2 separate regions of the Homo sapiens genome follow, and region 2 is linked to region 1. The links are chromatin contacts, found by Hi-C or POLR2A ChIA-PET in ENCODE. All regions are on one chromosome and are shown on one strand. The core of a region is the stretch at or near the end of the contact, and the rest is flanking DNA. Distances in the headings are between cores, read along the strand shown.

What was found. A loop is a pair of places that touch in the nucleus more often than their neighbours do. ChIA-PET counts read pairs that join two places held with the same protein, here RNA polymerase II (POLR2A). Pooled maps may share reads with other maps.
Region 2: a loop to region 1 is called in a pooled map, with 2.4 times the contacts of the local background. The contact joins the promoter of UPF1 here to the promoter of HOMER3 in region 1. A Hi-C loop is called at or near these places in 3 of 50 pooled maps. POLR2A ChIA-PET finds 5 or more read pairs at or near these places in 5 of 52 experiments (CD8-positive, alpha-beta T cell, RWPE1, WTC11 and 2 more).

The regions. Positions count from the first base shown.
Region 1 is chr19:18,939,613-18,942,710 of GRCh38, reverse strand. HOMER3 (homer scaffold protein 3) reads left to right here and starts at 1,494. Exons shown (of 10, transcript NM_004838.4): 1 at 1,494-1,660. HOMER3-AS1 (HOMER3 antisense RNA 1) reads right to left here and starts at 2,457. Exons shown (of 3, transcript NR_134913.1): 1 at 2,087-2,457. RefSeq lists a silencer at 1,331-1,530.
Region 2 is chr19:18,830,439-18,833,536 of GRCh38, reverse strand. UPF1 (UPF1 RNA helicase and ATPase) reads right to left here and starts at 1,578. Exons shown (of 24, transcript NM_002911.4): 1 at 1,097-1,578. The coding sequence starts at 1,327. RefSeq lists silencers at 965-1,044, 1,055-1,144, 1,295-1,394, 1,515-1,774.

The DNA of each region.
Region 1 (3,098 bases), core at 245-2,744:
CAGATATACTATTCTTCTTAGAAGGAAACAGAAATAAAGGAACAGGGAAAGGAGACAGGAGCAGAGGTCTTGGAGATGAAAAGCAAAAGCCTCTCTGAAGTTGTCAAAACACTCAAGTGTCGGCCAGGTGTGGTGGCTCACGTCTGTAATCCCAGGACTTTGGGAAGCCGAGGGGGGCAGATCACTTGAGGTCAGGAGTTCGAGACCAGACTGGCCAACATGGTGAAACCCCATCTCTACTAAAAATACAAAAATCAGCCAGGTGTGGTGGCATGCACCTGTAGTCCCAACTACTCGGGAGGCTGAGGCAGGAGAATTGCTTGAATCTGGGAGGCAGAGGCTGCAGTAAGCCGAGATTGTGCCACTGCACTCCAGCCTGGGCAACAGAGTGAGACTTTGTCTCAAAAAAAAGAAAAGAAAAGAAAAGAAAAACTCAAATGTAAGATCAGAGCTTTAGGGCGCCACAGGCCTTGGTTCCAGGGAGCTGCAGGACCTCTGTCCACAAACGAACCAACGGCGCCGCACCGTGTGATTTTGGAGACGGTGCCAGAGAGGGGGCGGCACCAGGATTGACAAGTGGGACACATGGGCTTGGGGCTGGGGAGGTGGATCCTAGTTCAACTCCGGAAGGATGCTCTCCTGGCAAGTGTGGGAAGGGGGTGCTCCCTGTGACCAGAGGTGACAAACGCAGGCCAGTGGAGGCTGAGGGGATGCAACCATGCGTTGGAGACATTTCCTCAGCCTTTGGATTTTGGAACCCTCAAACAACAGCAAAGATAACCTTAATCCAACCATTGTGGGCATTTTTACCATCGTCTTGGGAGGGACAGAGGTGGACAGACGTCCCTGCTTAGGGATGGGACGGGCAGGGGAACAGAGGCTTCTCTCTCTTTGTCTTGCTTCCCGTTCCCTCCCGAAGTTGATCTCTTCCGTTTCCTGGCAACACCCATTGAGCACTTACTGTATGCAGACCCTGAGACCCACTGCCCCCTCCCCAACCTCACTGGGCCACCCATGTCAGCCCGGGAGGGACCTGACCTCCCTCACAGGCCCAAAGTTATGACCTCAGGTAGTGGGGACAGAGGCAGCTGTCTCCTGAGAAGGTGACAGGAGGGTGAGGTCACATCGCTGTCCGTGCAACTCTCTCCATCTGCTTCCTATCTCTCCGCCTGTCTCCCCCGTGTCTCTGTTTCTGGGTCTCTTTCTCATCCCAGATGTCCCTCTCCGTCTGTCTCTCTGTCCCCACCCTCTGCTCCCAACCCGACCCCACGCAACCCCCCCCCCCACTCCCCCTCCACCGCCCCTAACCCCCTCCCTCAATCCTCCGTCCCTTCCCCAGTCCCGGCCCCCGCCCCTCCCCCTTATCCCCTCCCCCATACCCTCTCCCAGTGCAAAAAGCCGGCAGGGGGCGCAGCGGGGCGGCCTTGGCGGCCCGGGGAGGCGGGGCGGGCGGCGGCCGCGTCGGGACCGGCCGCGATGGGACCGGAGGCGGCGCGGGCGGCGGCGGCGCAGACAAAGGCACGGGCGGCGTGGAGGGCGGCGCGGAGGGCGCGGGCCCGGGAGCCAGGGAGCGAGCGGGGCGCCCGGCAGCGCGGAGTCAGCGCCGCGGGGGCCGCACCCGACTCGCGCCTGGACACTCGCGGGGCGCCGACCTGGCAGGGTGAGCCCGGCCTGCCGAGCCTGCGCTGGGAGCGCGGGGGCCTCGAAGTCCCAGGGCCAAGGGGAGGGCGTGGGGGTTCCCCAGAAGTTTCGGACCCGGGACTGGGAGCGGCGCGAGGGGTCCCCAAGTTCCAGGGCTGGAGGGAGCGCGGGGGTCCCGAAGTTCTGGATTCAGGGTCTGAGAGGGGACTGCGTGGGAGGTTCCCAAAGTTCTGGACCCGGCGTTGGAGGAGGCTGCGAAGAGGTCCCCAAAGCTGCGGACCTGGGGTGGGGTACTGGGGTGGGAGGGGTCCGGACGTCCCGGACCCAGGGACTGGAGGGGTGGCAGGGGGTCCTCGAAGTTTAGGAGTCTAGGACAACGCGGAGGACCGGGGTCCCGGACCCAGTTAGAGGAGGAGTCACGAAGGGAGTCCCCGGAGTTACCGACCTGGGGTTGGAGGAGGCAGAAGAGGTGTCCCCCGAAGTTCTGGACCCAGAGACAGGGGGCGTCGCGGGAATCTCGGAAGTTCCAGGGTCAGAGCCCGCGTCCCGGAGTTGGGGCGTGCACTGGGTGTCCTGCCTCGGGTGGGGATGGGATCCTGAATTAATATTAACCCCCCCGTCCCCCGCACTCGGGTGCATGGGATGGGGCCTCATCCACCGGCCAGATTGGGGATCCCGGGCACCGGGCGGTGTCGGACCCCCCTCCGGGAGCCCCGTGGCCGGCGGCATCCGAGGCGCATGACTAGTTGGTGAGTAACTTTCCCCAAACGCTGCAAGTCGCAGCAGGAGCTGCCGGACCGGAAGGGCCTGGGTTCCGGGGACCCCTGTGTTCCCCAACTCCCACCCGGCGCAGGACCCGCCCCCAGTCCAGGCCAGAGCTGCCGCCCCACCCCCACTCAGGGGCTCCGGTTTCAGACCCTGTGACCAGGACAGCAGCTGCCCAGGACAGGATAGGGGGGGCATCCCCCCTTTGACCACAGAGGCCGCTGGGCCAGGGCCTCCCCTCCCCCACCTGTCTTCCCCCTCCTCCAAACTCCTCCTTGGTCCCCTGCAGATTCGGGGTTGCTGAATGGCCCAATGGGGAGGTTGGGGAGCCCTGGTCTCCCAGTGTGGATTCTGCTCTGCCCTCATGGTGGGCATTGGGATTGGCTGTTTGTCTACATCTTGTCTTTTTAACTTGGCTGGGGGCTCCCTGGGGATTTGGACTCTGGACTTCAAGGTGTGCTTCTGCCCTAGGGTGGGAGCTGCTGGGGGTGGGGTCCCTCTGCAGGGTGTAGTGGGGAACTGGTCTCCTGGTACTACACACCTCTCAACGCCCCATTTTTTGGTGGAGAGCCCCGCTCTGGCCAGTCATGGGTGAATGTGGTGGAAAGAACTCAGCAGAGATTTGGCCTCCACAGCTCAGCCTGGGATGGAGGGGACTTCACGGGGGTGCAATAACCAGGACAATGAGAAAT
Region 2 (3,098 bases), core at 329-2,828, 110 kb after region 1:
CCAGGACCAGGAAATGCATGCCCGATACTTCTCCCAACCCAAGCCCCCATTTAAAATACCTAAGTAACCTTCTCTAAACATCCACATCATTAAAAATAAGTTTCCAACGTGGCAGACTCGTTTATGTAAAGCCATTATTGCTGTCTTATTGGAAGAACAAAACTCAAACCCAACTTTTCCAAGGCAAGAGTTGTGAAGTTATGTAACAGGTCGGTTTCAGCAACAGGCGATGCAAGAAAAAACAAAATACAACCTGCTTCCTGAATGATCTTAATAGCCAGCCAATATGTGCTCCTCCATGGGAGGCAAAAATTCTTCTCTGCCTCAACCTTCCGCTGGCCAGCGCCCCTATGCATGGGGAAAGTCGAACCTACGCTCCGTGACTGTGAAAGGTGGGGTGCCCAGATGGCTGCGACCACAGATGGGAGGTGGGACAGGCGGCCAGACCCACCAATGGGGAGACCGGGCAGGACCCCCGGACCAGGCCAGAGACAGGATTAGGGCAGGTCACCCTGGATACTCCCGGAAAGGGACTGAGGGAAGTCACTCAAGCTCCGGCCTGAGCAAGACCCGGCCCAGGTCGTAGGAGAACTCGAGGCAGAATACCGAGACCTGCGAAAGAGGGACCAGGGCAGGTCACCCTAGCCCGGATGGAATGGAAGAACTCAGATAAGTCAGGGGGCAGGTTACTCCAGGCCAGACTGATTGTGGGACACAAGGCAGGTCAGCCCGGGCCCAGGAGGGGGAGCAAACCCAGCTGGCGTAAAGGAACAGGGTCAGGTTAGCTCGGTCCCGAACGAAGTGGAGGACTCGAGGCAAGTCTGCCCGGCCCAGGAGTTGGGGGCCGAAGGAACTCAGCCAGGTCGCGGCCGGAGCGGGGGACCCGGGGCAGATCAGGCCAGGCCCGGGCAGATTGCAGGACCTGGGGCAGGTAAGCTCAGGCCGAGCCAGAGTAGGGGACCCGGGGCAGATCGCCCCAGGCCCGGCCGCGATGGGGGACTCCGGCCAAACACAGGCCGGGCCCGAGGCGAGTTCGGGGCAGGTCTCAGGCGCCGAGGCCGGGCCCGGGCTTCCGGCACCGCCATGTGCCGCTCACCTGCGCGTCGAGCTGTCCCGCCGCAGCGCCCGCGCCCGCGCCGCCCGGGCCTCCCGCGCCGCCACCGCCCGGGCCGCCGGGGCCGCCGGGGGGCGTCTGCGTCTGGCTAGGAAGAGTAAAGTCGGTGAACTCGAACTCGGAGCCCTGTGTGTCGGCGCCAAGCAGCTCGGCCTCCTCCGTGTCCAGGAAAGTGAGAGTCTGCGAGCTGGGCCCGTACGCCTCCACGCTCATGGTGCCTCCGGGTAGGGCCCTCGGGCCGGTTCCGCGCTGCACTCGAGCCCGCCGCCGCGCTGAGGCCTAGGCCGCAGGCCTCGGGTCGCTGCCGCTGTCGCCCCCGCGCGCCCGGAAAGGACCAAACCGCGCGCCCCGGCGCCAGCCGGACCGAGAGGTAACAGTGCCGAGCCGCCGCCGCTGCCGCCGAGCCCCTCCGCGCCTCAGCTCCCCTCGAAGCCGCCAGCCGCTCGCAGCCTAGAGCAGGAACTGCCGCCACCGCCGCCGTCGCCGTGCGCGTGCGCGAGCCCGACGCCGGCGGAAGCGCGCGCGCTCTTCGCGGGCGCCTGGTGCCCAGCAGGAAGACGGGACGCGCACCGCGCACGCGCAGGGGGTGGGGCTTTCAACCGCCGCTGCGGCGGCAGCTCGAGGACTTGGTCCCGCCCCAACTGCTAATTGGGGACGCCCGGGCGGCTGGCGGTGTGGACTTGGTGGTCTGCACCTGTGGTCGCTGCGACGGTGTTTCGGTTTAATTGAGCGCTAGCCGAATACCCTACATAGGTGGTCTCGGAACGCCCAACTGGAGAGACTGGGCAGGGACGGTGCGCTCCCACTCCTGGCAAAAGCTGCTTGGAACTCAGTTTCCCCATCTGTAAAATGGAGGGTGCCTCGCACATAGTAGATGCTCCCTGTGCATTGGTTTAAAAAGGGAGTGGGGCTCGGCGCGGTGGTCACACCTGTAATCCCAACACTCAGAGGCTGAGGCGGGAGAACTGCTTGAACTCAGGAGTTCGAGACCAGCCTGGGAGACAGAGTGAGACTCCATCTCTACAAAAAATATAAAAATTAGGCCGAGCGCGGTGGCTCACGCCTGTAATCCCAGCACTTTGGGAGGCCGAGGCGGGTGGATCATGACGTCAGGAGATCGAGACCATCCTGGCTAACATGGTGAAACCCCGTCTCCACTAAAAATACAAAAAATTAGCCAGGCGTGGTGGCACGAGCCTGTAGTCCCAGCTACTCAGGAGGCTGAGGCAGGAGAATCGCTTGAACCCAGGAGGCGGAGGTTGCAGTGAGCCAAGATTGTGCCACTGCACACCAGCCTGGGCAACAGAGTGAGACTCTGTCTCAAAAAAAAAAAAAAAAATTAGCTAAGCGTGGTGGTTCGCACCTGTAGTCCCAGCTACTAGGGAGGCTGAGGTGGGAGGATCGCTTGACCCTGGGAAGTTGAGGCTGCAGTAAGCCGAGATTGCACCACTGCACTCCAGCCTGGGTGACAGAGCGAGACCCTGTCTCAAAAATAAGTAAAAATAAATGAATGGGGATAGTCTTACGTACTGGGCCTGGCACTTGGAAATGATGGTTGCTGCTGTTCCTGATGCCTCTGCCACTGTTATTATACCATTACTATTTTTGCTATGATTATTATTTAGTGGACGTATACAGCAAAACAACTGGAAGCACATGGTCTGTGGTGGACTCTAGACCTGACCACTTACCAGCTGTGTGAAATTATACAAGTGACTTAACCTCTCTGAGCCTAGGGTTTCTGTTGCCATTAAGGTGGCATAGGAAGCCTGGGCAAGGTGGCTCTTTCCTGAAATCCCAGCACTTTAGGAGGTAGAGGCAAGAGAATCACTTGAGCTCAGGAGTTTGAGGCTGCGGTGAGCTATGATTGTGCCACTGCACTCCAGCCTGGGTGACAGAGATCCTATGTGTGTGTGTGTATATTAATATATATTTATTTATGTTAATATAAATAGAGTGACTAGTAGCTCATTTATTCCTCTCA